Regions from separate parts of the Mus musculus genome. Here all the other regions are linked to region 3. A link is a loop called in an ENCODE intact Hi-C map of the cell type or tissue named here. Cell type or tissue: heart. All regions are shown on one strand. Each heading gives the region's core, and the rest is flanking DNA. Links, peaks and the distances in the headings are about the cores only. Region 1 overlaps Ctnnbl1 (catenin, beta like 1). Region 2 overlaps Ctnnbl1 (catenin, beta like 1). Region 3 overlaps Ctnnbl1 (catenin, beta like 1).

The links. A loop is a pair of places that touch in the nucleus more often than their neighbours do. Peaks named below come from ENCODE experiments on the same cell type or tissue, not always from the same donor. Only the 100,000 strongest peaks of a DNase experiment are listed, where the experiment ranks them.
Region 1: it touches region 3 in a loop (2.9-fold over the local background); 6 of 42 quality-filtered maps call a loop at or near these places.
Region 2: a loop joins it to region 3, with 1.9 times the contacts of the local background. A loop is called at or near these places in 7 of 42 quality-filtered maps.

The regions. Positions count from the first base shown.
Region 1 is chr2:157,745,930-157,756,354 of GRCm38, forward strand. The region is part of intron 1 of Ctnnbl1 (catenin, beta like 1); the gene reads left to right. Among named protein-coding and RNA genes, the nearest start is that of Ctnnbl1, 14 kb to the left of the region's middle. In heart, for the core only: no CTCF peak of the experiment used is centred there; a DNase peak (open chromatin) is centred at 5,942; H3K4me3 peaks cover 646 bases; H3K27ac peaks cover 985 bases.
Region 2 is chr2:157,815,913-157,826,337 of GRCm38, forward strand. Ctnnbl1 (catenin, beta like 1) reads left to right here. Exons shown (of 16, transcript NM_025680.4): 8 at 1,843-1,915; 9 at 2,139-2,197; 10 at 3,542-3,690. Among named protein-coding and RNA genes, the nearest start is that of Ctnnbl1, 84 kb to the left of the region's middle. In heart, for the core only: no CTCF peak of the experiment used is centred there; no DNase peak of the experiment used is centred there; H3K4me3 peaks cover 883 bases; H3K27ac peaks cover 2,940 bases.
Region 3 is chr2:157,869,047-157,879,471 of GRCm38, forward strand. Ctnnbl1 (catenin, beta like 1) reads left to right here. Exons shown (of 16, transcript NM_025680.4): 13 at 2,062-2,142. Among named protein-coding and RNA genes, the nearest start is that of Vstm2l, 40 kb to the right of the region's middle. In heart, for the core only: no CTCF peak of the experiment used is centred there; DNase peaks (open chromatin) are centred at 1,385, 4,365 and 4,915; H3K27me3 peaks cover 866 bases.

The DNA.
Region 1 (10,425 bases), core at 973-8,972, 120 kb before region 3:
GGCATCAGATACCCTGGGAATGGAATTACAGACAGTTATGATCTGCTATATGGGTGCCGGGAATTAGATTTCTCTGGAAGAGCTGCAGTATCCTTAATCAATGACCCATCTCCCAGTCCCTAATTTACCTAATTTAACTCTTTAAAAAAGTGTGTGTGTGTGCATGTGCTCGCACCTGCTGCCGGCTCTCTCACTAATGCTCCATTTTTTTAGTTCAGTGTTCTGTGGAGGTTCCTGCATTTAATTGTCATAGTTCTTTGGTTCCTGTGTCAGAGTTTGAAGAGTACTGGTTTAAAAAACCCACATCGTTGAAGAATGCCTGTGCCCTTTTCTGTCAGCTATTTCTTGGGCCTCACTGTTCCTAACTTTTTTTTTTTTTTTTTGGTTTTTTGAGACAGGGTTTTTCTGTATAGTCCTGGCTGTCCTGGAACTCACTTTGTAGACCAGGCTGGCCTCGAACTCAGAAATCTGCCTGCCTCTGCCTCCCGAGTGCTGGGATTAAAGGCGTGCACCACCACGCCTGGCTTGTTCCCAACTTTTTACTAGGTGTGGCTGTAGGCCCAGTCTTGTCCCTTCAGAGGAGCCCATCCAGTCTTCCGCTTCAGCTCCTTTATGTAGCTACCTGTTAGCCCTGGAGCTCTGATTGACATTTCTTGTGTCGACTGAACTTCTGGCCAGATGTTCAGCTATCACACAATCCTCTGCTTCCTCCTCTGCCCGCCCGCCCGCCCGCCCGCCCTCCCTTCCTCCCAGCCCAACTTTACATTTTAGTCAGGGCTGTCAGCTGCTCAGTGACTTGAAAGAAGCCTTGGGGCTCTTTCTCAGAGATGAAAGTGCTGCGAGATGAAAGATTCTCTCCCCCTAGACCGCATGAGCTTGTGAGCCAACTCCTTCCAGGAGGAGAAGGCCTGTGCCTGTGTGAGTGACTGACTCAGTCTGGGTAGGAAGAGGCCCAGTGAAGCTTGGGGAGCTTGCATTCCAGAGGGAGCTCCAAAGGTTTGAGGTCCCGGCACCCAGTGCCACACAGTGCTGCCACATGGGGTGGCATCAGCAAGGTGTGGGATCCTGAGCCAAACAGTCCCACTGTGGGACAGAGGCTTCCCAGAGGAGGAGGGCTGTGTCCTTAAGAGCCTTCTTTTTGTCCTCGTGTTTCCACCATCACCTCAAGCTGTAGCCCTGCAAGGCTTTGCCACTCAGGTGGCTTCCCAGATGTGGTGCTGTGGTGCTGTTGTCACGGTAGATAAGGGTCCATTTCCTTTGTATGCTGACAGACAATGCTCTTCTTCAGGCATGGAGGTCATATAGAGGTAGATGCAGCAGCCACTCCCTCTCCATTTCAGAAAGACTGGTTGGGGTAGGTCATAGTGAATAAATAGCCTCCTTAATTCTGGGGGTAAAATTGGTGACCAGTCTCTTTCTGTGCTTTCAGTGGCTGCCACTGTTTTTCAGTTGGGGGATTGAATGTATAAGGTTGAACACGATAGAGAATTTTTTCTATATAAAAATGACTGCATCAGGGAATGCAGAGGTTCAAAATAGCTCGTCAGTACTGTGGGAGGAAAGAATGGGAAACCTGTGAAGTAGCTTTAATGTTTAGCATGGCAGATGAATGCAGACTGTGGGTCAGATGGTCTGCATTTGAACCCCAGTCCTGCTGAGAGCTAGCTGTGTGACCTTGGTCCAGTTAATTAACCTCTTTAAGCCTTGGCTTTTATCTTTCAAATGGAGATCATCTAACAGGACTACCTCTAGTTCACCATCTCTAGAAATATTCTTACGTTATCATTACCATCTTTTAAAAACAAACAACCCCAAGGTCTTACCTTGTAGTCCTGACTGCCTTGGAATTCTATGTAGACCAGGCTGGCCTGGAACTCACAGGTCTGCTGCTGCTGATTTTTGAGTGCTGGGATTAAAGGCATGTGCCTCCGTGTCTGGGTATCACCTATATTAAAAAACCCAAAAAAACAAACAAACAAAAAACCAAAAAACAACAGGATTAAATGAGGCAGCGTGGCTGGTATAGTTCTCAGTAAATAGAAGCTGTTTATTTTTGATATGCCAAACAAACATGTTACCAGGAAGCAAGTTTGTCTTAAATTTTGCAAAGCTGCCTCAGTGTTCCCAAGATCTTTGGTTCCTTGGAGAATAAGGCTTAGAATTCAATAAAGCAAAATGAGAACAGTTTGTCACCCACACTTCCACAGTGTAGCATATTCTCAGTAGGCTAGAGCACAGCCCTGTTCCACCACAGTTAGCCGTCACCGATAGCAAAAATTATGCCTCCAGCAGCTGCCATTTGTTCCCCAGGTCTCCTCCTCAGCACTGGGAAATCACAGTTCCTGCTTAGCAGGTACCAGGAGTCTCACTTACAAATCACCTCTTCCTTTGTCTTTTCCTCCCAGTCATCCTGAGGGAAGTGGGTGGTTTTGATCTGAGTCTTTTGTAGCTGGAGAGAAGCTGGAATTAGGAGATGGAGCCTGAGTTCTGAGCCTTCTTTTGCCTTTTCGGAGTCAGCCATTGGCCTTTTCACCTGACTTGTTCAGAGCCGGTTTCTTTTCCATAGAGTTCCAGAGTGAGCTTAGGATCCCAGCTCCATACAGGCTGGCGGATAGACACACAGTGGGTTATCCTTGTCCTGGAGGTTAGTAAATAGCCACGGAGCTCTTATCTTTATTTTTTGGTGTGTGTATGGCCGGGTTGCAAGTGCCCTCCCTCCCCTTGCCCCCTTGGGGTGTGTGTTTGTGTGCACAAGTCAGGGTTACAGGAAAAAATGTTGGTTATCATCTTCACTTACTCTCCACCGTTTGAGACAAGATGTCACCTGGAAGCTTATTTGTCCAGACTGGCTGGCCAGTGAGCTGCAGGGATCTGCCGATCTCCACCTCTCCAGCGCTGCGGTTATAGGTATAGGCTGCTGTGCCTGGAACACAGGTCACTGTGGTTTTGTGACACGTACTTTACTGACTAATCCAATCACCCTGACCCCTTGATTTTGGTTTTTGTTTTTGTTGTTTTAGGTGGAGTCTAGCTGTGTAGCTCAAATTGGCTGGGAATCCATGATCCTCCTGCTTCAGCCTCCCATGTGCTAGCATTACAGGTGCTACTACCATGCTCAGCAAAATATTGTTAGCCTTGTGTAGACACACCATCCACCTCAGTCCTGGCCTTCCCATTAGCCTTGCAGTACTAACTGACCCCAGAAGGATCCAAAACAGCAAAATACCTGCTTTCCAAAAGCAGGTAGGATTGATCATTGAACAAGTTGCTTGATGTCATTCACATGCTTATTGTGTTAATGCCCAGAATTGAGAGGTGGCCAGAGGGCTTCCCAGCTGGGATTCCACTGGACTTTAACTAATCGTCCCTCTGTATCAGCACTCTAGTATGGACTGTTGGAAGGCTGTTTTCTTTGCAGCTCTTGAGTTTATCAGGTTGTCTTTCACTGGTTTCTCCGCCCACGGTACTTCAGTGGAATCTCAGATTAGTGATTAATGATGAGAGAAAGTATTGGGCATTTTGATGTCACGTAATGGCTTAGCTGAAACAGGGTTGCAGCCGTTGGTCAGGGGGAAGACAGACCTACCAAAGATCCAGCAGAACATCGAAGCTCAGCGATAAAAGAGGACTATTGATCAGTCGGGGGTGGCTGCTGAGAGAAGCCTGTAATGAGGTAGAAGGTGGAGCAGGTTGTATTGAATTGTGCCTACTCCCGCTTGCCTGCTGTCTGTGGAGAGTGAACTGCAGGCTCTTCATAAACAGATTTTCTAGGTCTCAGAGGCCTGTTGAGGTGGGAGTGCAGAGTGAGGAGGAGCCAGAAGTTCTCATTGCACCTGCCTCCTCTTACACGTGGGGAGGCTGGAACCCAGGGAGGAGAGAACCTTGCCTAAGGACCCAGCTACTGGCTGATGGAGTTGAGAGCAGAACTTTGTCCATGATCATGCCTCCTGTCCTCTTCATTAATTTGAAAACAGATTCTCCTAAGCACACATGAGCATACACATTTCGCCTTTCCGGCAGGCTGCACTGTGTACGCAGGCTATCATGATGAGTGCGTGTTCCCTGTGTGCAGGCTTTCTCCTGACCTGTGCAGAGCTGTGACCACTGCATGATGCCGCAGAGGGGTTGAGATCCTGGACCACTTTCCCTGGCTGTTCACTCTCCTCCTTGGTGTCTGCTGTCACTCCTTCGTGCTGCCGTGGGAGAGATGTCTGTCTAACCTCTGAGGCCATTTGTTTCCTTCTTTGAATGCTATCACAGAAAACTGTGGTTGTTGGATAAAGTTTAGTTTTGGTAGAATTCATCTACAAGATACTGAGGCTTGTCTTTGTTTCTTTAAGGCATTTTCCTTTGGCCTGACACTGGCATCGTGGGCATTAGAGAATGTCTCATCCGTAGGGCTTCCTCTCTCTGGACATGTACCTTTTTTGGAGGGGAGCTGTTCATTTAGATCTGTGGCTGTTGTGGTTCTCTTTTCTTTTTTTATGTGTATGACGTATTTTGTGTATGCGTATGTCTGTGTACCATATGTATGCCTGGTGTCTGGAGGTCAGAAGAGGGCATCAAATTCCTTAGAGCTGAAGTTATGGACAGTTTTGAGCTGCCACGAGACTGCTGGCGACTGAACCTGGGCTCTCAGCAGGCACACTCAGTGCTCTTGACATCTGAGCCATTGCTCCAGCCCGGGTTTTGTTCTAGCTAGCATCCACATCCAGTTTCTCACACCCAGCATCCCACGGCACCTCGAAGGCAGCAGACATCAGAGCTCAGGATGCCTATTCCTGGCCCATTGTGCCTTTCTCGTGCTCGAGGCTCTCTGGCAGCCTCTCCTTCTGCTGCTCTTTACACCCCTGAGTATGTAATGGTGTCTGTTTTAGAAATCGTTCTGCATGTGTGCTGGCTGGCTCCTAGCATCTGAACTATATGAATGGAATGGACCTGGACCATCTCAGATGATGTATCTTCTCTCTGAATCTTCAAGAGCCATGTTTGGGCCACCGCCCATTGGTGGTCATTATGTCCAACCCACCTGAGTTTTGTTTGAGAGGACGGTTTGGGTAAATCCCACTCAGGAAGCCCTCTATTCTTCCAGTTCTCGGGCAGTCTGCAAGTTCTCCGTCTTGGCTCTGTCTGCCTTTGTTATTGTTTCCTAGTCGTTTACTAGGGCTTGGCAAGGAGAGAGGATATTGTTTACTCTTGTTTCCAGGGCACCCTGGCATATGCTCAGAGTCAGGCGGTGAGCCAACCCAGATTTTCAGGGGTTAGTAAATTTTATGTGGATTAGTGGCCCATATTGAACCTTTTGTTCTTGAATCGGTCTACACACTTATTAAATGCCAACTACATGTAAAGTATTACACTAGACTCTGGTCAAAGCCCCTGTCTGTGTGGGGCTTCTATCCAGGGAGGAGAGACAGACAGTAAGCCAGAACGAGTAAATAAGAATATGTAAGCAGACGTCCTGGAAGATGATTCAGATGTGTCGTAAGAGAAAACATGGCAGTGTAACTGTAGCAATGACTGTTATTAACTTGTTTAAAGTTCTAGAGGGCCTCTTGAAGAGATGGTATTTGAGTTGAGAACTAAGAGATGGGAACGCCAGCCATATGAACTCATATACTGCTGTGAACTGCCAGTACAGGCCCCAAGGTCAGCCGGAGGAGGGAGGACCCAACTCTGCCATTTGTCCTCAGTGTAGTGGAAGTCATTAGGGCTCTTAAGCTGTGGAGTGACACGGTCTGGCTCAGACAAGAGGCCATGGAGGGGCAGTCTGGCCAGCATGGCTGCTGAAGGGGTGCAGAGTCCACCTTTGTGCTGTCAGGCCACAGCTGACGCCATGCTCTCCCTTAGATAATTGCTTTCCCGCCTCTGCTGTTTCCTGCACATTTCCTCTGTGTTGTGCACTAATCAAGAGGCAGCTCTCTCCTAGTGCCAGGGTTGGCACAGAGTGCGGGCAGAGTGCCCTTCATTGAGTACCCTGGCCTGAGAGAATGAAGAAAGCAGCCCTGGCAGGCCTGGGACGCACAGCTGACCCGCAGCACCTGCGCTGTGCGGGAAGCTTTGGAACTGTGAACCCCGCGCTCCTGCAGAGCAGCTGCATGGGCCGGAGCTGCTGATTACATGTCGTCGCTGATCTGCCAGATCTGCGGCCATCCCCTCCAAGCCTGCTCTCACACGGCAGCGGGTAATTAGGGGCACGGCCGTTTCTAGGGCTCCAGCACATCTTCTGCAACTGGCTTGGGGTGGCAGGGCTGGGGGCGGAGCGGCATTTCAGTTTCTGTCAGTCCTGTAAGAGGCTGCGAGCAGTGTCCGCATGTGGCTACTTCTTGATTTCAAAATTTAAAAAAGACCTGTCCCTAATGAAAGGGAATAATTGCCTTCCCCTGTTGCCTCCAGCAGTCCCCTATGGGAATTCTGCCATTAGACTTGTCAGAGTGGCTTGCAGGGACTTTTCCCCCTGAGTTAGCACTGAGATCTGAATAGGCAGAGATAACGCAAATTAACCAGGGGATAAGCCTATCTGCAGAGGGACAGCTCTCTTTTTGACCAGAGGTGCCATTGCTGCGCCACCCCGATTCTCCATGCTTCTCAGTGCTGAGGAGAGAAGGGGAAAGAATTGCTCCAGCAGCACCTGGGGTGGGCAGTTGTGCTAGGCTCAGAGCTTGAGATGGCCTCGGGCTGCTCAGGCTGCCTGCCGAGTGAAGCATGGGATGTTGCCTCGCCAGCCTCTCACGGGGCATCTGCCTCACCAGCATAACCAACTGGAGAGCCACAATTCATGGTTCACCTATACTTTTCTTCTGTTAGATTTCCTCCTTCCTCTCAGATCTGGCAAGGACACAGAAGGCTCAGAGGAGAAGGAGAGATGGCATCTGCCTCTGGCTGACATGACTTGTGCCATGGTCGTGTGGGGATTCCATAATGAAGATTGCAAAGCACTTTCCATCCTCTTGGAGCCTGCCCCATAATTAGAAGATTAAACATTTTGTTTAAATTAGTAATTTTCCCCTCCCTCCTCTGACTGCCACAGACTGTCCTTCCGAATCCTGGAGGCTGGTTAGTAGCTGATACTGGGCTTTGTGTTGTACCTGGGGTTGTCAGCAGAAGGTTGAGGAAGTCTTAGTTTAATTAAAAAAGCAATTTTGACTCTTGCTTCACTTTGTGTGGCAGAGAGGCTCTTTTGCCCACGTGACCTTTGTGATGGCCAAGCACGGTGAATGTGACTTTTCTCAGGGGTATGACACTGAGCCTGGCGGGGTGACATGGCCGAGGGTTGTTGTGCAGCTGGGCCTGAGGGCTCCCCTCTGCAGCAGAGGCAGCTTGCCCTCCAGTTGGCAGGTTGCCTTTGTGTTTATGGAAAAAGAGGGTCACTTAGAGGGAAGATGTGTCTAAACAGCCGCAGATGACAATCAGCTCAAAGAGGAGCAGTGGCTGTCACCCACCCACAAACAGGACAGGCTGTGACTTCCATGTTGAAGCCCACACTTCATGCGAGGCTCCAGCTGTGTGATGTGCATGTGCTGTGTTCCTCTCTATTTGGAGCAGAGGAAGGGGAGGCTCCAGAGCTGCTGCTGCATGGAACACCTGGGGAGGAGAAGGTTGACCCTTCTTCCTAGAAGAAGACCATGAGTGACGGCAGCCTAAAATAAAGACAGCAGAGACTTATGGGGAATGGGGAGGCACAGCACCATTGATTGGCCTTGTAGTTCCTGCCACAGGTATCATTTTTGTATAGAAAGACTGGTTACATGTAAATGCCCTTCTCCTCATTGCCCTGAGGTCCTCTAAGGCTGTGGCCAGATGAGAGCTTGCTGGGGCGGGGGGGGGACACTGCTCAGTAAATGCCCTTGACTAAGGAAGAATGGAGTGAGGGGTGGATGAGTGACGGAAGTGGCCACCCAAAACTGGGGAATACATTGGGGGGTCACCTACAGTGTTGTTTGCCATCTCTCCTGTTGCCTGTTTACAGCTCTTCTGCCTCAACTTTCTTCCTGCTGGGATTATCGATGTGAGGGTCCATAGGAGAAGTGCCCAGGTAGAGGCCCTAGAAAGACATTCAACCATTCTTCGTTCCCTCTTCAACCACTCCATCTTTAGCCAGCAAACCCTAGTGAGCCTCCTGTCTGTCCCCACATCATTGGTACCACAGTTCATCTGTGACCATACCAGGTTTTTATGTGAGTGCTGAGTATTTGAACTCTTATCCACTGAGTTATTTCTCCAACCTTTGTTTTTGTTCTTAAACATTTCTTTTCACTGAAGCCAGGGCCTCACATATGCTAGGTAGGCCTTTCATGATGGAGCTAAATCTCAGCCCCTTGCTGCTGCTTCTTTCTTGATGAAGTAGATTAAGCTGTGTTGTGACTGATCTTGGTCTTACTCATAGGAAACTTGCTTTAAATAATAGCAGATGGTCTATTCTGTTCCTTCTATAACCTGAGAGTTGATTGGCATTTCTTTTAAAGACTAGGGCTGCCTCTGACCCTAAAGCAAGAGATCGATTGATTCATTTATTTGCCAGAGATTTACTGTAAGTCCACTGTGGGCCATAATTGCTGTTTTTCTCAGCACCCAGACTTATAGGCAAGAAATGAGCCTGCACAAAGCAATAAGGTTGGTTTTTATTTTGTGTTAGTTGGCTCGAGAATATCCATTTCCTATGTATGAAATATATATACACACATGTGCATATGTACATATATATTATATAGAGATTATGTGTGTGTTTAATATTTGTTGTGGACTTTTTCTGGGTTTGGCTTTTCTCCATATTATTTACAACAGTAGGGGGGCTCCCCCCCCCCAAGATTTATGGTGATTTGTCCAAGGTCACACACTAGTGACAGCAAATTCGGTCACCAAAGTGCATTCTCTTCCCTTGTCCTTCTCCGTATTCGTGGACTAGTTCCCATCAGTTTCTTGGGTGTTTTGTGTTTCATACAGTCCTAGGACGCACATGTCTACATCACTGCTGTCAGCTCATTTTAAGTGTAAGGAGCCCCAGGCAGGGATGTACAGTAAACACGGAAAGCAGGTGAGGCAGGCTGCTTCTGTCATGATTGAATTCTTCGCCACCGTTTTCCAGCTCTGTGACTTTGGGCAATATGCTGAGGTGTCTCTCGCAGCCCCACTTGCTCCATTTGGTAGCAGGAATATTACCTCTGCAGAAGGCGCGCTCGGGACTGGGAAGAAAGCGGTGCACTTATGACCTGGAGCAGGCCTGCAGACCGTGGTGGCTGTGCCACTTCAGTGGTCATTTGGTAAAAAGCTGTAGGGAGAATTTTCTGGGTTCTTCAGACCCCACAATTCTAGGATCTTCATGCTTTTGTGTGTGTGTGTGTGAAATTTAAGGCCCAGCAAGGCTCATGATGTGGCTTTGTTTTAAGAGGCGGACGCCTTCTGTCTTTCAGGCTGTTTGAGGCAGCATGCCTCTGGTGTTGTGATGTTCACGGGAATCCTCGAGTTTCTGAGTAATTTCAGTCTGAGACAAGTGAGTAGAATTGATGTCAGGTTGCCTTAACACAGGTGTTATAAACAAGATTAAGAGGTTGTTGAAAAGATATCAGCAGAGCTCTGGGGCTGGCTTTCTGAAGTCATTCTAACGTGACAGCTAATGGGTAGTTTGCCTGATGGCTCTCCCTGAGCTGGCTGTAACTGACTGGAGATTCACCCACAGAGGAGCCCTGCTTATGAACATTTGCTGTTCTTTGTCATGAAGTCAAGCCCTGACAGAGACGCTGTCTTTGAGCCATGCATGTTACTTTCAGATAGTTGAGACCATTTTTCCCCTATGTTGTTGCTCTGTTTTGTATCTTTTGAGTCAGTCAGTTTTAAACTTGATATCCAGAGCCTGATAAGATGGTTCAAAACAGCTGTGTGAGTCCAGTGTATATGTTTGGAGGACAGTTAGGTACCTGTTTCTCAGCTGCAGTGGCGTTCTGTCTGTGAGGAATGTGTTGTTCCTAGCCCGTGTACCAGGTGCTCCTGCCAGGACGCTGAGGACCTTCAAATGCCCCTGACGTCAGTGGCAGTTAGTCTCAGGTCACGTTGAAATCTGTTTTATAGCCTCCCTGGGAGAGTGGTGGTGGGATGAGGCCGGCACAGTGAATTTGCAGGTAGCTACTAAGCCATTGGCCCTTTGCCCCTCTCCTCCACATGGCCAAGTGGCCAGCGTGCTTTCCTTTCCTAGAGAAATGTTTTCAGACATTGGATGCCTGACTTGGATCATTCCTTCACCAGCCTCCTTCACCAGCCTCCTTCAGCAGCCTTCTCTTTAGTGGGAGTGGAGATACTGTGCTAACGTCTGTAGCTTGTCAGCCATCTATAAAATAGTAAAACCTTCGAGTAAGGAGACAGAAGTGCATCTAGGACCATGGCATCTTTATGCATGATGGGCTCATCAATAGGCATGTGTCCACGTTGACA
Region 2 (10,425 bases), core at 1,743-9,742, 53 kb before region 3:
GAAGGGACCTTGAGCAGTGTGTACAGTACTTCACAGCTGTCAAGTGTCACCAACTTGTCCCTGAAAAATCTCAACATAGCCTGTGGTGAATTCAATCTGCCAACCCAACTTCCTCAGCTCAATTTGGGAACACCAGACTTTGTGGCACATAGGTAGCATAGCAAGTTACATAATGGTCAACAGGCTTCAGCTTTAATTTACCTCTCTTTGTTGTGGTCCTCAATTCTCTATCTTACATATAGCAGGTAGCCAATAATTAGTTATCGAAAGGAAGAGAAAGATTCCCTTTTAACTTGGAGACAGAAGTCTATGAAGTTCTGTAAAAGACAAGAGGCATGGAAGCCCAGAAAGACCATTATCACAATAGCCAGTGTCATTGGCCTTCTTTCAGTTCAAAAATACATTGATGTGGTGGCCCAGTGTCGTCATTGGCCTTCCTTTATTTTAGAGTACCCTGTTTCAAAATATCCTGGCTTTTGAAAAGCTACACGTAAAGTTATGTAGTTATGTGGCTAAAATCATTTAAATCTAATCACAACAGTGGGGGCTTAAGTAACTTGAGTAAGCACTTGACTAGTTGAAGAACCCTTGCTCCTGACTGCTGTCCACTGCCTGGCTTTCTAGCCCCGTGTTTTAAGTTTATAAAACCACTTTTCTTCAGGCAAAATATACTGTAGACTGTAGTTAAGCTCTGGCTGTTATACAGATTTCTTGAAATCAGGCCTCCAGCTTGCCCAGGGAGCATGCAGTACAGCCAGCATGTATACAGCCTTGCACTTATGGGTCTTTTAACCTGAGATGAGTCAGATGCAGCTCCCTCCTAAAACCCTGTGAGGTGCACTTGGGCTTGATGAAGAAGACGTGCACAGAAACTGAACCAGCACTGGCTGTTTCTTGATTAGACGCTACCGCTCTTCCTCCTTAAGTACAAAATCAATGTCCAAACAGCTCTGTGAATGGTGCAGGGTGATGGAGGTGCCAGCTTCAGTATGAACACTTGCCCTGTCCTCTGCAGCTACAGAAATTATTTGTCATTTCAAAAACCTAGCTACAAAGCAGGAGTTGTGCTGATTAAAGCCATTGTCTGTGTGTCTGTATCTCAAGGACCTGGCTCTCTTAGGTAAAAACATCAGCGAGGTTTGCACGGTGCCACTGATGGTGCCATGTTAAAGTCTTGCAGCTGGAGTAACTGGGCAGCCATGAAAGATGGTCTCTGCAGTGGACGTGTCCCCTCTGCGGGTGTCCCCTCTGCGGCTGCGAGCTGCAGAGCACACAGCAAGGGAAGAATTGTGGGTAGTAATTTAGGTATTAAAATATTAACACATTTTTGCATATTTAATGTGGTTTCCTTTTTAAATAGTAGGCAGATTATGGCCTATAAGCAGATAGGTTTATGGGTTCAAATTAAATTTTAAACATTAAAAAAATTCCAAAAGGAGCTACTTCGTTATAAATATTTTTAGCTAATCTCAACAAGAACTTGCTTTCTTTTCAACTTCTCTGATCATGTATCAGCTAATTTACAGCCTCATTTTCTGGTTGTAACTTGTAAATTGGAGTTTCATATGTTTTAATCTTATAAGCTCAAAACTTTCTCTTACTTGCCTTGGGGATACACAGTCTCTAGACTTAAAATATGGGCACAAGGTATGCTCTGTGGAGGAGGGTACATTCACACACTGGGTAGGGCTACTCTGTCCCTTTGTTATTTAGCATTGAGAACATGTATCTGGTCCCCCTAACCTGCCTTTCCTTTAACCTCCTCGTATCTGGTGGGTAAACAGTTTGCCCTGGAAAGGGAGCAAGATTCCTTAATGGCTCTCTCGTTTCTGTTTCCCACAGGCCAAGATGCCCTTCGATGCCAACAAGCTGTACTGTAGTGAAGTGCTGGCCATCCTCCTCCAGGACAATGACGGTGAGTGCCCTCACAGAGACAGGCCAGGCTGGGAGCCACACTCAGTCTCAGATCCGGTGAACTTGCCTTTGGCATCGCCTGGGCTCTCTGCTTGCTCTCCGTGCAGCTTTTGTACTCTGTCAAGCTGTATTGATTTTGTTAGCTGACGGATCAGTGGTAGACGGCTGTAAAATCTGACAGTTGGCTTCTTTTTTTTTTTCTCCCTTTATTTTCCTTCTTTTAGAAAACAGGGAATTGCTGGGAGAGCTGGATGGCATTGACGTGCTTCTTCAGCAGTTATCCGTGAGTACCTGTTCCTGTGGGCCTGCTCTCAGTGGGAGGTAGAAGTAGAAATATGGGAAGGGGCAGCCACATGGGGACCAAGGGCAGGTTGGAGGTCACACTGGAGCACAGGGCTTACCTTTTTTTCTTACTCACTGGCCCTTTCTGATCGAGTGTCATGGTGAAACTGGCACAGCCCTTCCCAACTGCTGATCCAAAAGTAGGGAGAAGTAGGGAGCTCTCCTCTGTCCCCAGCCAGGATGAGCCAGTTGTGTTCCTTTCTAGCACCCAGCACGGTTCAGCTCCTTCCCCTTTGGTCCTTCCCTAGAAGAGTCTGTCTGCTCACTGAGGTTCCAGGGGAGCGCAAGGAGAGCAGTTTCCAGCTCCATGGCACGAGGGTCGTGGTGGTCGGGACAGTAGGGATGGTTGTGGCACTGCAGGCGGGAGTGGGAAGGTGGAACGTGCCTTTTGCTGGTTGAAAGCAATGTAAATCCAGTTGAAATGTTACCTGCTGGCAGTCTGGAAGTGCCATCAGGGTTCCTCCTCAAAAACCTTATCTGTGTTACTCCAAAACAGCACTGAAAATAGATCATTTGGATACAGGCTGAAGAGTGTTGAGTGTCTGAGACGGCAGTTTGCATACAGCTTTCCTGCCGTGCCAGCCGCTGAGTGACTTGGCCTCCACCCTAAAAATAGAGCTTTGTGGTGGGAAGCTGTTTGCGGTTCCCATGAAGTGCTGTGCAGTCACTGATTGCAGCCCCTATGGGGCCACCTGCCCAGCTGGCTCAGGGGCTCTCCCAACCCGTGCTCAGCGCTGACATGCACAGCTGCCCAGATGCATGCCTGGGCCTCGGAGCCCCTGCTATTGAGTGAGGGGAATGCAGCAGCCGCGCTGTGAAGAAGCACCTCTTCACCTAAGATAGGATCGGCTACTCTGGGTTGTGGGTACCGTAGAAAGGGGGTGAAGTGGGGCTGGACGGAGCAGGGACAAGGCTGTAGGGCTTTCTGCCAGAGTTGGTTTTGGAGCTGAGCTGTGGTTTCAGACGTGTTCCCTCTCAGTTTCACTGTGTGTGTCCAGTATGGCCTTGTCTCTTTCTGATTTTCACAGAGGCCAAGGCCTGAGGTGTGCTGTTTTGTTTGGCTGACTTGCTGCCTTGACGCTGTCAGTCAATCTCGGCCCAGTGCTTGGCTCAGTGTTTTTATGTGAACTTGTATATCTTTATTTAGTGCCCACACCTAGAAAGCTCAGTTTCTCTAAGCTGGAAACTGGCGAGAGCTTCATTAGTAGAGTTCACTTTCCTTGGTGGGCTTTGGAAACTGTAGGGTGCGCATTTTTTAATGGCTCCGTTCTACTCTCCTTGGCAGGTATTTAAAAGACACAACCCCAGCACCGCTGAGGAGCAGGAAATGATGGAGAACCTGTTCGATGCGCTCTGTTCCTGCTTAATGCTCAGCTCCAATCGAGAGCGCTTCCTGAAGGGCGAGGGGCTGCAGCTCATGAACCTCATGCTCAGGTTTGCCCCAGTCCTCACTGTGCCTGTCTGTCTGCCCGGCACTGCTAGCCTGACTTTAGGATGCGTAGCTGTGGTCCTTCAGTCCCTTGAGTTTCCCATTCATCCAGACAGTGTTCATTTAGGGATGTGTCTGAGCTTTCCTGAAGGGTGGGCTGGCACATAAAGCTGTGCCTCGTTTGTGTGCCGGGTGTCAGTTGGTGACGCAGCCACTGCCCTGAGGATCATGTCCTTGTTTCTTTTATTGTGTTGGTTTTGGAGAAAGCTAAGCATTACCTTTTGGGCTTGTTCGTCTCAAAATCTGTATGCTCCATAGATCTCTCTGTCTATATTCCTGCCGTTGACAGCAAAATATTCATATTTATTCATTCAGTAATGAATTCTGTGTGTGCCGTGTGCCTAAGCACAGGGAATATGAAATATGAAAGATGCTTCTACAACTGTGGGCTTATACTTCCTTTAATGTATCTTTTTTGTTCTGCTCTACTCTCTAAAGACAACACTGCTTCAGCTTCTCAGTTAGTCCAAAGAATCTTAAAGTTGGAAATAAAGTGGAGAAGTGGCTTGTTTGGGTGTTTTATTGAGAAATGTGGCTGGGAAGGAAAAGAGAGTTCCTGAGGAGGTGACCAGAATGGAGTACCACTAAGGGACAGCATTTGAAATTGAGAGGCTCTGGGTGCTGCTTGCAAACACATTAGGAATTTTCTAATCATGGAATTCGTGGAGTTGAGCCGGGGTCAAACATCGTAAAACCTCTAGTCACATGCAGTGACAACTGAACAAAGATGTCTCTGAAAGTGCCTTACAAATTGGACGTATACTTATTAAGCATAATTTAGACTGTGGGTGTTCATTCTGTTTTCTTTTTTTTTTTTTTTTTTTTTTTTTTTTTTTTTTTTTTAAAGATTTATTTATTTATTATATGTAAGTACACTATGTAGTTGTCTTCAGACACTCCAGAAGAGGGAGTCAGATCTCGTGATCGGATGGTTGTGAGCCACCATGTGGTTGCTGGGATTTGAACTCCTGACCTTCGGAAGAGCAGTCGGGTGCTCTTACCCACTGAGCCATCTCACCAGCCCCCTCATTCTGTTTTCTATTAGGATATTTTTAGTTACTGTGTTTGTTAAGTGTCTTGCCAACAAGGCCGAGTCCTCCCAGAAGCTAAAATGCCCCAGTCTGTCACCCAAGAGTAGCCCACCTTTGGGCAGATAGAGTCTTCTTGGTTTTATTGTCAGTACTACTATTATTATATCATCATTTATTATTATTTTGGTGGGAGTTACTTGTTTGTTTGATTTAACATTTAGTCCTGCCACATTCTACCGTTTCATATTGTTTCCTTTTTAACTTCCCGTGGTATTTGTCATTCTGTGACATAAGTGTCATGAGAGGGCAGTAACTACTTGAGGGACACAAGGAACATTGCGGCCATTTCCACTATCATGACGTAGTCTACAATGACCAGTTTTGTGTTTTAAATGACTTGGGGATTATCAATGTACAGAACTCTAAAGTTCCTTTTCTTTAAAAGGTTTGTGGAGAGCTGAAATACGGCTGTCATACAGTGTATCCTAGACCCTGGATTGATTGAGAATCTTCTTTTGAGAAATTGCTTTTAAATGCAAATTGTTCTTTAGAGAGTTCTGGGAAATTACTCCAAGGCCTTTGCTGTTGAGGTGACTCTGGCTTTCCTTTCTTGAGAGCATTCGTCTCTTACCCTTCTAATTGCCTGGCCTTTATTGAAATGGCCGCTGTCTCCCAAGCAAACAGTGTGTAAAGCATTTGGCTTTCTGGGTTTTCTAACCTTAAAGCTTCCCTCTCCAGGGACTTTCCCCTAAGCTTCTTCCAGGCCTGAACTGCCAGTGTCTGGATGGCTGAGTGCAGACGTGACGTGATGAATTCCTTCAGCATATGGCTCTGTAATGTGTAGCAGTGGGGAGCTGAATAAATAACCAGAAATATGGATTATTCAGACTGGAATGCTGAGGTTCTAGGAGGCTAATTAAAGAGCTCCAAGGGGCTTGGGAGCCAGAGCCTGCCCCTCTCAGAGCCAACTCTGCCTCCTGTCTCTGTCTCCTTCTGTCTCTCTGTCTCTGCCTCTCTCTCTCTCCCCTGCTCCAACCAAGACTGTTTTAGATGCTGTAATATCTCATTATCTCCTCTGATAATACTTGATGTTTATTATTGAACCTCTACCCATGTCACATCTCCCAACCTAGTCCTCTGCCCTCTTAGATTCTAGATGTGGAGACCTTTGTTTGCTGTGTTAGATACACCACAAGATGGCCAGCATGTTTGTCTGACTCAACGGAACTAGAGGTGCTTTCTTTGTGAGACTGTAGTCCTTGAAAATCTGGAACTCACAGAGATCTTCCTGCCTCTGCTTTCTAAGTTCTGGCATTTAAGGGTACTACCATACCCAGTTTGGATTGTGAGCTTCTCAGAGCAGCAATCCAATCTTCTCCTGTCCAACAATAGATGTACAGTGGCTTCCAGTCCATCTTCTCCGTGTGAGCTAGAAAAGCTGAGGATGCTCTTACTGTTTAGAGCCACTGATGCAGAATTTCTACCTGAACCCATAGATAGGCTGCAGAGAGGAGAGAGACTTGTTTAAAGACAATGGAGTGAAGTGTTTTGTCCTGGGTTTCCTGGCCACATTTTTAGAAGATGAAGAGCAAAGAACAGGCTGTAGGGTATTTGTGATACTGAAGCTCAAATTCAAGGAGACCTAAGTGCCAGGCCGTTCCAGGCTCCGCCTGCACCCATAAAGCCAGTGCCTTGTCCCTTCTGAGCCTTGAACTCTCAGCCGTCTTCCTTCATCCTCCTGAGCCCTCCTGGGCTGTGTTTTGGGTAGCATTCCCTGCCTCATTTCTGCTCCAGCTCAAGGCAGCCTTCAGCAGATGTGGGACTGGACTCTATTCTTCTGGCCTTTGTCTTTTTCCTCTGTACCACCAGGGGCCAGCTGAGTGGTCAGGTGACTTTCCCTCACTCCTGAGCTGTCTGGATTTCACAGTACTTGACAGAATCAATGGCAGGGAGGGGCCCTTTTTATGTATTTGTGCTTCTCTCACTGCCAAAGAACAAATGAAGACGTCTTGAAAAAGAAGCAAAGATTTTTATGGTCATATTGAAGAGTGAGCCTCATGCTGCGATAGAAGCAGCAGGCAGCTATCCTGTCCTGTCCTGTAGGAGCCACAGTGAAAGGAAAAAACCCATTTCCCATGTGGTCCCATAGCTGTTAGCAGAACACACAGAGGCTCTGGGCAGTGCCTAGCATGACACCTTTAGGGAGAGGTGTCTCTGACATAAAGGTGTGCTATGTCTGGCCTCTGTCTTGGTCTGAGAATTGAGAACAATGGTAGACAGTGTAGGATGGGCAGAGAGAAGGTGGTGGTGGCGGCGGGGCGGGGGGGGGGGGGTGGCCTTTTGGTAGGCAGCAGGAGAATTGAGGTAAAGACAAAAACCAGCTGATATTTTTATAGTCAGAGGTGGTTGAGTGGAAAATAAATTTTAAAACTGGGTGTAGCAGTGAATGTCTTTAATCTCAGCACTAGGGAGTCAGAGAGACCCTGAGTTCAAGGTCAGCCTTGAACTACAAGGTGTACAGAGTGAGTTCCAGGGCATCCAGAGCTGCACAGAGAAACCCTGTCACAAAAAGAGAAAAAGAGAAAAAAATGAAAAAGAAAAAAGATAAAACTCAAAGGAGCTGCAGTTTATTGTGCTGTTTAAGAACATTAATCCTAGTACTCTAGAGGTAGAGGCAGCTGGATCTCTGTGAGTTCGAGACCAGCCTTGCCTACAGAGCCAGTTTCAAGACAGGACTACAATGAAACCCTGTCTTGAAAAAAAGACATTTTTAAAAAAAGGACTGTGGAATTGAGAGGTGCCAGTCTGCAGAATTACACACAGTCTGGAATGGGGCAGGAAGGGAGATGGCACTGTAACTGCCCCAGAAGCCCTGAATGAGATGGAGCTGCTGTCTCCTCCTTCATCCCCACAGATGTCTCTCTCCAGTGAGATGCTTGCTACAAATAGAAAATTTCAATAGATGTGGGTTAATTTTAGCCTGTGCTCCCAACAGTCTTTCTTGCAGCGCCGGCAGGCACTTTATACCAGTGTGTCCTTGGCTGTGAACAGTTTGGTGCTCTTCAGGAACTGCCAAGCTGCCAGGACAGGAAGAATTACATTGTCAATTTCTTTGAAAATGTTGACGTGAGGCTTATTGCTTCTGTTGTAAACATTGTTCCAGTTAGACAGAAGACCACCACGCTCCCCAGAGATGTGCTCAGCCCAGCCTGAGTTGTGTAGCAGAAACACAGTGAGTGAGCTCGTCTCCGTTATTAACTGTACAGGTAAAAAGAGAGACAGAAGGACACAGTCACATCGTCCAGGAATCACTGATTCTTGTTTGGTTGGGTTTTGCTGAGTTTTTTAGGAAGGTTTTCCTTTCTCAAGAATGTGACAGAGAGGGTGTTGACATGCCATTTGCAGAGTGAGGCTCAGCAGGTCCCATTCTGAACAGGGCTTGTGGCAAAGTATATGGGTAAAGAGGGCATCCTGGGCCCTGGGTGTTCATTCCCTGGTCTTTTTCCTGCAGTCCAGTGGTTTTGTTCTTGATGGCCATACATGTTACAACAGTCTGAACCACTCTGCATTTTCAGTCCCGACCTTCACCATGTTCCAAGAGCTAGCGCCTTCTCTAAGCTCCAGTCTCTTAGGATCAGGCAGAAGAGATCCTCGGGCCAGGTCTGTGGGCAGCTGTGCCACCGTGGGGCTGAAGATGCCCGGGCATGTTCTGAGCTGTGCATGCATGCGTCCGTGGCTTGTTGTTCCTTGCCTGTAAGCCAAATCCCAGTGCTCTGTCGTAGATGGATCCCGATAGTTTGCACCTGTTCTCTGAGAACAGACAAATGCTTCACAGGCACAGAGCAATCTTTCCCAGTCCTGCAGGCTGATGGTACCACTTCATAAATGGAGAATGCCGTGGTAGGAGCGGATTAGCTGACCAGAAATTGTGGCAGACCTGTCTGCCCTGTCTGAGCCCTTCTGTCTGACTCCATAGTTGTTTTTCAGCCCAGGGTAAATTGTGCATAATTGAGGTGTCTGTTTGCTGCGTCCTCCATGTGTGGACCACCCTTCACATCCTTGCCACCAGCCTAATGACATCTGCCTTTATCACGCTCCTGAGTTTCCCTGTACACTCTGACTCATTGTTTCTAGGTAACAATTGACTGGCTTTTTGGCCACTATATATTAAATTTCATTTTATGGAATTCAGTGTAAAGGGAGTCATATAGCATGTGCTTTCGGCTGGGTGTGGCAGCTCATCTGACCAAGTTCACCATGTAATGTGTTTTGAGATTGATCCTTGCAGTGTATCAATAGCTTGTTCCTTTTTCACCACCAAATAATATTTTATCATATGACTAAGCCACAGTCTGTTGACTCACTTACTGATGCTCTGTTTGTATCCTGTTTGTAACCCTTGAGAGGAATGAACATAACTGTGCAAGGCTTCAGGCACACGCAGTTCTCATTGATCTTGGGTCAATACTGAGGAGCTGAGTGGAACCATATAACTGGTGTGTACTTTGGTTTTTAAAGCTCTGTCAAACTGCTTGCAAAATGATGCCATTTTGAATCCCATGGCACTGTGTGAGTTCCAGGAGCCCTGGTTTCCCATTAGCATTTGGTCAGCCTTTTAGTGGAGCCGTGCTAACGTCTGCACAGTGTGTGGCGGGGGTTGTCTCATACAGTTAGAATTTGTTTTTCCTTATGACTAGCAGTATTGGGTATCTGAGTGCAAACTCATCCCCACATCTCTCTGCTGGTCAGTTCTCATCAAATCCTCTGCCCTTGGGTGCAGGAAACTGTGCCAGTGATGAAGAGTACAGCCTCATGGACACAGGCCCGACAGGCCTGTGGTGCAGGCATTGTGTTCTGCCCTGGGCTCTGCCTTTTCCTTTCCACGGTCATCTTTTGAAAAATCTTAATTCCGATGGTGATTTATTTATTCCAGTGACCTGTTTCTGTCTGAGTAACTTGAGTATCTCCTGTCTTTCAAGAAATGTATCACTTTGGTTTGTTGACAGTCTTATTGTGTGCAAGTCTACCCTCGCTCTCCCTTAAGTCTGTAGACCCAGCTTTGTTTAATGATTTTTCTCTACCCCTTTTCTGGTTTTTTGTGTTGGAGATTTCTGCTCTGGTCTTCATTTCTTGACTTTTCAAGATAGAAATATGAGGTTGTTCATTTGAGGGCTCTGTTATTTTCTAATGTGTGTGCTGCTATAAATCCCTGCTCGCTGAAGAGTCAAGGCAGCCGGCTGCTCTCTTGCTGTCATGTGTTTTCATTTTTATTTCATCCAAAATGAAGTACTTAGAAGTGTGTTGTAAAGTTCTCAAATATTGGGTGCTTTTCTAGCTGTCTGTTCTCTTTTCCAGCTGTCTGTCCTCTTTTCCAGTTGTCTGTCCTCACTGACTTCTACTTCCTCATGCTGTCTGAGAATACACTTCATGTGACTGGAACCCTTCTGGATCTACAAAGCCTTGTGTGGGCCCAGGTTGGTCATGCTGCCAAGCCCTCTGAAGAGCCTCTGCTGCCTGCCCCGGCGCAGGGGCTTTGCAGTGGGAGGGGGTAGAGTTGGTGTCATGTTGCTTACAGGTTGTTTTCTATTTTGGTAGTTAGTGTGAGGTGGCGGTGAAACCGTGGCGTTGGCCTTTGTCCTCTCATCCATG
Region 3 (10,425 bases), core at 1,184-9,183:
CACTTCCCCCAACTCTAAACTGGAGACTTAGGTTGCAGGGCAGGGCCGTCGGGATGAACTGATTACATGAGCTCTCCACCAGGTTAGTGTTTCCCAACCTACCTACCTTCCTTTCTTTCTTTCTTTCTTTCTTTCTTTCTTTCTTTCTTTCTTTCTTTCTTTCTTTCTTTCTTCCTTCCTTCCTTCCTTCCTTCCTTCCTTTCTTTCTTTCTTCCTTTTGATTGATTATATATAAGTACACTGTGGCTGTCTTCAGACACTCCACAAGAGGAAGTCAGACCTCATTATGGATGGTTTTGAGCTACCATGTGGTTGCTGGGATTTGAACTCAGGACTTTTGGAAGAGCAGTCGATGCTCTTAACCACTGAGCCATCTGTCCAGCCTGATTCCCAACCTTCCTAACACTGCAACCCTTTAATACAGTTTCTCCTGTTGTAATGACCCCCAACCGTAAATTTATTTTCATGGTTACTTCATAACTGCAATTTCTGTTATGAATTATAAGTATCTGATAAGAGACTCCTGTGAAAGGGTTGACTGACCTTCCCAAAGGTGAGGAAGGACAGACAGGTCTTAAGAAGGAGCTGCTGAGCAGCCCCGGGTAGGCTGTGGAAGCTGGTGGTAATGGTCTCTATGCTAACTGAGAGTGATGGCACTTCATATTGCCATTTCTCATCCCAAACCAATAGAATTCAGCAATAGCAGTAGCAGCCATTCACTGAGCCACTGCTGTGGGGTGGGGAACCAGCAGCCCCCTTCATTGTACTATGTGAAGCTGTAGTTATCCTAGAGTCCCTGACATTCACATTCTCACTAGGAAACTGAAAGTTAGAGACATCCAGGGACTTGTCCCAGGTCGTGCTACTAATACTACCGGAGCTGGGACTCGAACCCAGGTTGCTGAGCAAGGAAGCCAGTACATCTCTTCACACCCTGTGTGGTAGGCAGTTCCATAGGAATAGAAGGAAGGCTCAGAGTCCCCTTTCAACACACGATAAGTACGTTCCTGCTTATAGCCACAGTAGGGCTGGGGCACAGTCTTCAGAGATCTTGTTCTGCCTCTTTGAGCCCACCTTCAACTGTTTGTGCTGCTTGGTAGCAATGTACCACAGCACGGAGCATCTCAGTAGTCACGGCTGTGTTCCAGTCTCCACGTGTTTGTAGGAAGAGTGAGAGCACTTCTCTGTTATCTGATGTGGTTTTTCATGGTTTAAGGAAATCATGGACAAAGAAACATGTGGAGGGAAATGCATAAATTCACCAAGTCACCGGCAGCTGCCAAGGGTTGGGGCTGGGGTGTGATCTGCCTGGGCTGTCGGTGGCTGTGTTGTTGGAGCAACATGATATCAGCTCCTGTGCAGAAAAATACTGCTTGCCAGAGAGCCAAGGTGGTGCCAGCCTGGTGGATAGGTCAGAAGTCTGGCCGGCATCGCGGCAGCACTTTCTGTCCTTTGAAGGTCTTGGGAAAATGAACCTTTCCAAACCTGCTCAGTGTCCCCAGGCTGTGTTCCAAGATGGCTCTACTAAGCTGAAAACTGACTCAAGTTATTTCTGAACAGACGTCAAAGTCTTTTCTCAAGTTACTGAAGGAGTTTTTCTGGCTCTCTCTTCCAACTCAAAAGCAACTAAAAAGATTTTACTCAGGCATTTTTTTTTTTATTATTGAAAAAAAGATCAGCTCTGGGGCAGAATCAGAACATGAAAGGTTTTGGTTGGAAAAAAGAAATCTAAGTTCTAAGTGAATATCAAGTGTGTAACTTCAAGCATCTTCTCTTTGCAAGAAGAGACTCAAATGTTGACTTATTTATTTGCTGTTAACTAGAATTCTCAGGAGCCCCAAAGGGGCCGGCAGGAGGGGCCCCAGAGGGGCCCGCACTCCTTCTTTGTTCCAGGGCACATGTTCAAGCTGCTGCATGCTGGCTGATGCCGTGTTCTCAGCAGCACCTCTGTCTGCTCTGAGCATGTCCTGATGCTCATCCCCATGTCAGAAGTGGCGGTGTGGCCTTCCTTTGCAGGCAGTGTGCTCATCCCTCCTCTCCCTGCCTGTGGCTCTCTTTCAGGTTGACAGACTAATGGAGCTGCATTTTAAATATCTCAGCGCAATGCAGGTGGCCGACAAGAAGATTGAAGGGGAGAAACATGTACGTACCCTGCCCACTTCTTGACAGTCCCTGACACACACTCCATTTGGTCCTTTGTGTGCCTCCTCTCTACACAGGACAGGTAGGACAAAGGTGTGCCTGCAGCCGTGGGCCACCTAAAGTCCTAAGAGCAGAGCCAGAGACTGCTGTGTATTCATGTGTATTAGTTACTGTTACTGTTTTGATCAAATGCCTGACAAGTCCCGGGGAGAGGGATTCACGCTGGCTCACAGTTTGAGGCCATACAGTCTGTCTGTCCATAGGCCGTACAGTCTATCTGTCCATGGGCATTGCAGTAGCAGATTGAGGCAGCCCATCACACGGCGCCTGCAGTCACCAAGTGGGAAGAGGCTGGGGCTGGGGCTTAGCTTCCTCTCCTCTCTTTATCCAGTCTTTATCCAGACCCCAGCCCATGGGATGATGCTGGGTGGATCTGCCTTCTGAAAACAACCTCACACTCATACCCGATGTGCATTTCCACAGAGGTCAACTGTGAAGATTGACAGTCACAGTGTAACTACCCTTCAAGTGGTTAGCTTTTAAGAGGGTGGATGTAGGACTGGCCAGGGTCATCCTAGGAGTTAGACAAGATCCTAGACAAGCACAACTCTCAGAAGTGCCCAAGGACAGTGCCAGGACTTGGTACCATGGTGACCAAGTTGTATTGGTCAGTTGCTGGCTGCCGTTGTCCTGAGGAAGTGGGGGGATGTGACTCTAAGGAAAGGGATCCCAGAGTAGGAGAGCAGGAGGAAGCTGAGAAGTCAGCAGATCCAGCTTCCCATATGCAGAAGGCACATGGAGTAAAGGCTCCACCTCTGTGGCCAGGCCACGCCCTAAGCTGGCATACCTGGTCCTGTCTTCTGGTCCTGCAGCTTTCTGAGGACCCAGGAAACTCATGAGCCTGGCTGGGTTTCCTTCTTGAGGGGTCTTACCTACTCTTCTGTTAGCTGCTGCCCTCCCCCGATTCTCCCTGCCTCTATATCATTCAGTCTCCAGGCCTATGCCTTACTTAGCACACATCTTAAGTAGAGCAAGTTTTCACATTTCCCTATTGTCCAGTCTGTGTTCTGACCTGTGGACACCCCCCAGTGTGTAGCCACAGTACAGTGTGAGCCCTTTCCTGCTTTTAGCAGTCTGCCGGAGCCCCAAGTTTCCTTGTGATCTTGATTTTCTGAATCTCTCAATTCTCACCTTGAAGAGACCCTCGCAGCTTTGGAGCCTCTCTGCCAGGAGTGTTGGGCATCCACCCCGCAGCCTGCAGAACTCTGCTCATCTGCATTGCACAGCCAAGCTGGAGCTGGGGTGAACAGAGGAGCCTGAGACTTGTTTCTTTGCCACTTCAACTCTGACACAAAGCACAAGTCCACCTAGGCAGAGCAGTAGACTGTAACTGTGACTCAGTCTTGGAGCTTGCCTGTGATCTCTAAGCCCAGTCAGTGCTCAAGTGTTGGCTGATTGATTGAATTGATTAATAGGGACTTTCTTCTTCACACAGAGATACAACCTCAGGTACAGGCTGAGTCTGTAAACACTGAGCTAGGCTTAGGTACCTAGGCACGCTCCTCACCCCCTCCTTCATTCTATCTGATACCTGAGGGGCACTGGGGGACTGATGAGTGCCACAGTAAGGGAGCCTTTCTTTGTGAGAGTGACAACTAGACACAAATGAAGATGCTCTACTTCTGTGTGGGAGCAGCCATGACACCACCGGAACTCTAGCCCAGCCATAGCCCCTCATAGAACCTGCTGGAGCAGATTCCAAGTGGCAGAAGAAAACCTGGGAGGCAGATACACCATCTTGAAGTTACTATCAGTCATGGCTTGTCACTGTTCCTCGTGTGGCTCCTAGGTCCCTTTAGCTTAGTGTTTCACTTAATGGCACAGCCAGGTGCTTTGTTAGAGGTGGGGGTACACACTCCGAGGAAGACCAGTAGGCACTTGAGTGTTGGGAGCACCTTGCACGTCACTGTTAGGGTCCTTGGTGTGCTTCCCCAAAGATGATCCATTATCTGCATTGAAGAGGGTGTGGAATTGGTTTGCAGTGAGGGAGAGTGATGGCTGCAGCCCCACCCCCAGCCTCCAGCAGGCTGCTGTGTGCCACCAACTCGGGCCCTGCCATTCGCTGACAAACAGCTGTCTCCTTGGTGCCAAGGCCGTTTTGCTGGGCACTGGCAAACATTCCAAGGCCATTAGTGCTCAGCAGCCTCGTGCTGCTCCAAGAGCCAAGGCAGGAGGGGCATGTTGGTGAGAGGCATTTGCTGCCAGCACTTGGGCTGTCTTGGCAGATGAAGCCACCTCATGGGTGTTGTGTCACAGAGCAACACAAGCTCCCTTTCACCCCTTCCTCCTGTTGTCCTCTCTAAGTCATGGACAGCTGCTCTCCCTGCTCCCAGTACAGACGTTCTACACCGAGTGGGAACTCCTCAGCCAGTGCTGATGCAAGCACTATTTCTAAGGCATTTGGATGGCAGTGACCCTCAGATTAGGAATGAGGGTCTAGTATTTCACTAAGCCTGAAAGGACACCCACTCTAGATAACAGAGTCAAACATTGGCTTTTCAGTGTCTCTCACCCTAACCTTTCCCTGAAAACCTCCATTTCTCTGTATGTGGTTTGCACTTGACCAAGATTCAGTGGAGAGAATCCAGTCATTTGGCAAATGTTGATAGACTCCTGTTCTGGGCCAAGTGCTGGACCAGGCACTGGCCAAAGACGAGAGGCCCAAGTGCCAATTAGAAACCTGAGTGTGGTGTGTGCTGCTGGGGAGAGCCAGGGACCCAGAGGGCAGCTCAAGCCACCCCAGTGACTCTGTGACTCTTCCACATGCACACCAAGTAGGGATGGGGTTTTTCAGTCTACTGCCAGACCCTGGGAGAGGAGGGGGGACCAGGGAGGTGGCCTTTCCCTGACTCTCTGCTCAGGACACATAGCCTCACTGGCCCGGACTATTTTTCCCCATTTGTTTTTAAGGTGTTTGAATTTTTGTGCTTGGAGAAACTGGGTAGGTAGTGGTATAACAAGTAACGCCTGACCCAGCACCAGGAACAGGCAGAGAGCCTTTGTTTCCTTTTCTCTGGGAGGTCCCTGTTAACTCCCAGTTGGTTCTCTGCCTTCCCTACACCTCCAGCCCTGTCTTCCTGCCTTGGGTATTAGAGCTAGTGCCTCCTACAAGGTCAGATCTCATTAAATATGTGCCCACCTCAGAGAAATAGTCATAAAACCCGTCCCTTCATAGCTGGTAGGCAGTGTGCTTGTTTGCTTCCTCTGTGCCTGTCATTTTGTTGGTGGTGGTGGTTGGTTGGTTTTGGTTTTTCTGAGGCAGGGTTTCTTTTTGTGTAGCCCTGACTGTCCTGGAACTCACTCTGTAGGCCAGGCTGGCCTCAAACTCAGAGATCCACCTGTCTCTGCCTCCCCAGTACTGGGACTAAAGGTGTGCACCATCACCACCCCAGCATGGTCTCCTCTTAAGATTTTCACCCTGAGCCTGAGGAAAGGACCACTGCTCCTTGAGGGAGTTCGTTGTCTGCCCCCTGGGTGTTAAGGATGGAGGGATCTGCCTACCTCCACGTTGTTCCAGAACTTTCATTTTTGCTGGTAGTGCTTAGTTTACAAAACAACAAAACCCCACACAACCCCTCTCACTGAAAATACTTGAAAGTACACACAAGTAGATTCTAATGTGACTGCAGCAGTAGCATAGTGTTTGGTTGGTGATGGGTCTTGTCTTGTTGCTTGCAGTGTTAGGAATAGAAGCCAGGGCCTTACACATGCAGGGCAAATGCTCTCCTGTGGAGCAACATCCCCAGTCCTGCAGCTGTCTGCACTAAGGAAACAAACATGCTTAGAAGCATGCATGGGACTCCTCCAGCACTAGATTATTTTAGCATTTTCAGTTCATAGTATATTACTACAGCAGTACATAACTGGAAGAGAGCGCCGTCCATGCCTTGGGCTGGTTGGTGCCCAGTGTGTTCCGGCTGTACTCAGTGTCCTTGAGATCCAGAGTGAAGTTGGACATACCCCAGGGGCTCCTGGTTAACAAGATTTGAACTTTTAAAGGCCGTGTAATGTTTCCAACTCTTCCAGCAAGCAGCAGCCCTCGTGATCAGTAAATATCCAGGGCGCTTGTCTCAGCAGATTTCACTGGGCTCCCCAAACAGGCTGAAGCCCAGAAAAGACCAGGATCCCTGTGGGTTCAGCGTACAGAAGCTGCCTTCAGAAGCAAGACGTAATTAGATAGGTGCTGGCAGGGATTTCTGAAAGAGGGAGGAGAGCCTTAGAGAGAGGCTTTTCTTTCTTAGTTCCTGGGAAAATTATACTCAGCAGGTTTATTCAATAAAGTGTTCTCACCACATACTTCTCACCGTAATGACTTACAAATTGCATGCTAATTTTGCCACAGTTAAGTCATTCTAGGCTTTATCCTGCAAAGAAAAAGATGGACTCTGTAATGAAACAGTATCCACAGGACTTGATATCTTAAGCAGACTGGCTGTTTCTTCAGCATCCAGAACTCACTTGAAGATATGGGTGAACGGGGGTGAAGGGTGGAATGAGCATGTGGGGTGCGTGACCCTGAGCGCCAGGTGGAGATCTGGTTTCTGCTGTTCTACTAACTATGCTGGAAGCTTCCAAAGCAAGCTTTAAAAAAGAGAGAGTGCATCCTGCTGAGAGTTCCTCTCAGCCCATCTTTAAGCCAGTACCTCACAGACTTTCTCAGCCAGGGAGTTTGCCAGTAGAAGCTAGTGGGGAGGGTGTCTTTTCCTGTCTCCTACTGCCCTCTTTGGACACCCACTGTTTCAGCCATGGCCCCTTTGGTGCCTCCTGCTTCTCTGACAGTCATTTCCAATCAGTTACTGGAAAAGAAGTCAGTAGGTCTGAGTTCTGGATCCACACCCCTGCACTTGCCTTACAGCATCGTGGCCCTGAGCACAGTGCTTTTCCTTTCTGAAACTGAGTGCTCACTCAGTGAAGCTAACATCTCACCTCTCCGCCACCTCCCAGGCTTGTTGTCGGGTTTGCAAGGGTTAGGGCTGTGCCCCCTCCCATACCTCTGTAGGCTCACAGTCCGGTGTACCTGGATGTCACTTATAGGCTCCTCTGGCTCATTAAGTCAAACCCAAACCATGGGGTCCGCAGAGTGGGAACACCCTAGGACCATTCACCAGTGTAACCAGTCAGACCCTGGAAGCCATCTGCTGCCTCACATCCACCAGACAAGCTCTACCGGCATTGGCTCCCAGCCCTTCTCACTGCCACGGGCTTCATCACTTCCTTTGCTTTCACACAGCAGCCACCTAACTAGGCTCCTTACTCTAGGAGTGTGCCCTGTGGGTCTTCCTCACCCTACCCAGAGAGTATCTACGTGCATACTTGCTTAGACCATTCCCAACACTCACACACACACTCACACACACACACAGTCAATCCAGTGTTGTTGTGATACCATCCGCTTGTAGGTGAACCTAAACCAGGCCCTGCCACATCCCTTGCCCATCACTACATGAAGAAGCCACTTGTTGCTTCTGGATTCACTTTCTCAAATCTGCAAGAGCCAGGTGTGGTAGTGCACAGCCATAATCTCAGCTCTTGGGAGACCGAGGCAGAAGAATCTCAGACCCAAGGCTGAAACACCCACTGGACACTTGCCCGTTATGTCTGCAGCATCTCTTCCGCACCCTCCTCTGCTGCAGCTGGCTGCCCGCCCCTTCAGTAGCCTTCAGGGCTCGGGTGTGTAGACAGATATTAGGTGTGTGTGTGTGTGTGTGTGTGTGTGTGTGTGTGTGTGTGTGTGTGGTGCCTGTCATACAGAGCAGCTGCAGTAGTAGTCTCCCTCAGTTCTTAGAAACCCATCCCTGAGGATGCCCAGAGCCTCGCCGTGGTACTAAGCACATCTGCACCACAGCCTCGGGATGCAGATGAGAGACTTGGCCACTGTTCTGGCTCTGCCTCCCTTGAACTCCCTGCTTTGCTTACTGGCGAAAGTGAGTATAAGAGCACTGATCTTGCGCAGTGGAACCTAAGCACAGATAGTCCCTGGCTTAAGAGGCTGTTCGTCAGAATTATTGTCACAAGTGGCTCTGGCCTGCGTGCTTGTCCGTCCGTCCTCCAATCCAGTGGAGTCCTCACTGGTAGAGTTTGCGTGTACTTTCTCCCCATAGAACCATCATTTTCTGATAATACCTGCTATGGTGGGAACTCTGCCTCTCAATACTTGTTCCCTGTTGGCAAAAATGAACAGTTGGGTGTTTGGGGTTTTGTTTGTTTGTTTTTTAGGGGAAAGGAGGCACAACAGAACCAAGGAACCCTGTATAGCCAGGTTAAGTACCAGCTTTGCCACACAGAGTGGAAAGTGCCCTTTGTTCTAGGAGGGACAAGGCCATTTGTGGGAACCTGGCACATGCAAGTGTGCTTGTGTAATCAGCCTCCTCCTTATGACCAGGCCCTGGCCTAAGAGCCAGCCGTGGATTTTTATGCACACACACCGAACCCCAGATTCCTAGCCTCCCGCTTCCCAGCTGAGAAGACAGGCTTCTAAGATCTGCACCCTATTTTAGAGGCATTTGGAGGAAGGGCTTTATTTGGGGACATTTGCATCTCTTGTCTCCATTTACCACTTCCAGTTGGGGCTGCATGTAAAGGGTTCACAGCCACCTCTTTATGATGGTCCCCTTCCCTCAGCCTGAGACAGCTAGCTCACTACCTGTCAGGGCAGATGAGAAATGCCATCAGAGCCCTCCAAGGGCTTGTGCCAGAGAGAGGCAAGGGAAACTGGTGGTTTGGTTGTGCTTCCAAAGCCAGATTAACATTTACAGTGGAGATGCAGCTGAAAGAGAGAACACACCAGCCTGCAGTAATAGCACCTTGACGTTCCACATTCCCCTCTCTGGTATCTTTGGCGATGAATCTGTTTATTTTAGCAACCCTCCGACAGGCTTATGCTGCTGGGAACTGCAATCTGTTCCACTTACAGTGCACCATTCACTCAATTACCATCTAAGATTTTATCCCAGCCCTCGTGTACAGAGTGAGCAAAACAAAGCCTAGCAGGGTGTCTTCTCACTCTGTCTCCCAAACTGAATATGGAATCTTCTGATCTAGCTCTAGTCTCTCCTCCCTCACCCACCATGCTTTCACACGGTCCCATGTGTGCCAGCCTAGTATTAAACTACTCTGTAGCTAACCAAGGATTGTCCTCAGTTTCTGGTCCCCTGCCTCCACCCCTCAAGCAGTAGGGTTGCAGGTGTATACCACCATGATGAGATGGCTGAGATGCAAACCCAAGGGTGTCGGGAGCATGAGGTGGGAGGTACCCACTCTCCAGCCAGGCTACATCCCGGCCCTCCTCTCATTTCTAAATATCTTCTTTACTGGGAGAAAGGCAGGCCAAGAATCCCTATGTTTAATGTTCCTGGTTTACACTAATTCCCATATAACTTAAAGACAGTGGCTAATGCTGGAGTGGTCCATGCTACTAAGATGATGCTCTTTTACACTATGAAAGGGAACACAGGCTTGGAGCCAGAGTGTGGGCCTCTCTGCCCTAAGCTTCCAATGTGGAATGTGGATATAGTCATACCTCTTACCTCTTACCTCTTGGGGTTCAGAGGAAGAAATATTATTCATCCGGGGCAGCCTGGCACTCAGGAAAAAACACTTTTGCTGAAAATGAACAGACTAAAGGAAAGGCCTTGCGCCAGGGAAGGATGCTGGACTCACCCACTGAAGGGCTGCAGTAGTCACGTGATATATGTCTCAGCTTTTTCCCTCTGGAATCTGAAGGTGAAACCTGCTACCCATGCCCAGCAGGGGCCACACAGGGCAGAAGGCAGTCACTTTCACCTCCCTGTGGAAGGCTTTAAAACTTAACTCCTGTCCTGTTCCGTGTGAATTCCAGCATATGTAGAGATTCTCTGGAAGGCTTTAAGACTTTAAAACTCCTGTCCTGTTCCATGTACAGGAAGCATATGTAGAGATTCTCCTTCTGAAACTTGGTAAGTGGGGTGGCATGTGCACCCAGACTCAATATCTCTTTAACAGCCCCAGCGGAGGAGCACTTGATTTGCATACCCAAGTTGGTTGTGAATTATCTGCCCAGTGCAGTGGCAGACCCAGCGGCTGTGTGTTTGTTGTAGGGAGGTTTAATTTACTTATGGGAGGGTGATCTGAATGGTTAACTGCCATGCCCAGCTCAGGTGTTAATGTTTGGCTCCAGCACCAGGCATTTCTTGAACTGGCTCCCCTGATCACCGCCATCCGTCAGCCTAAATCCATCCACACAAC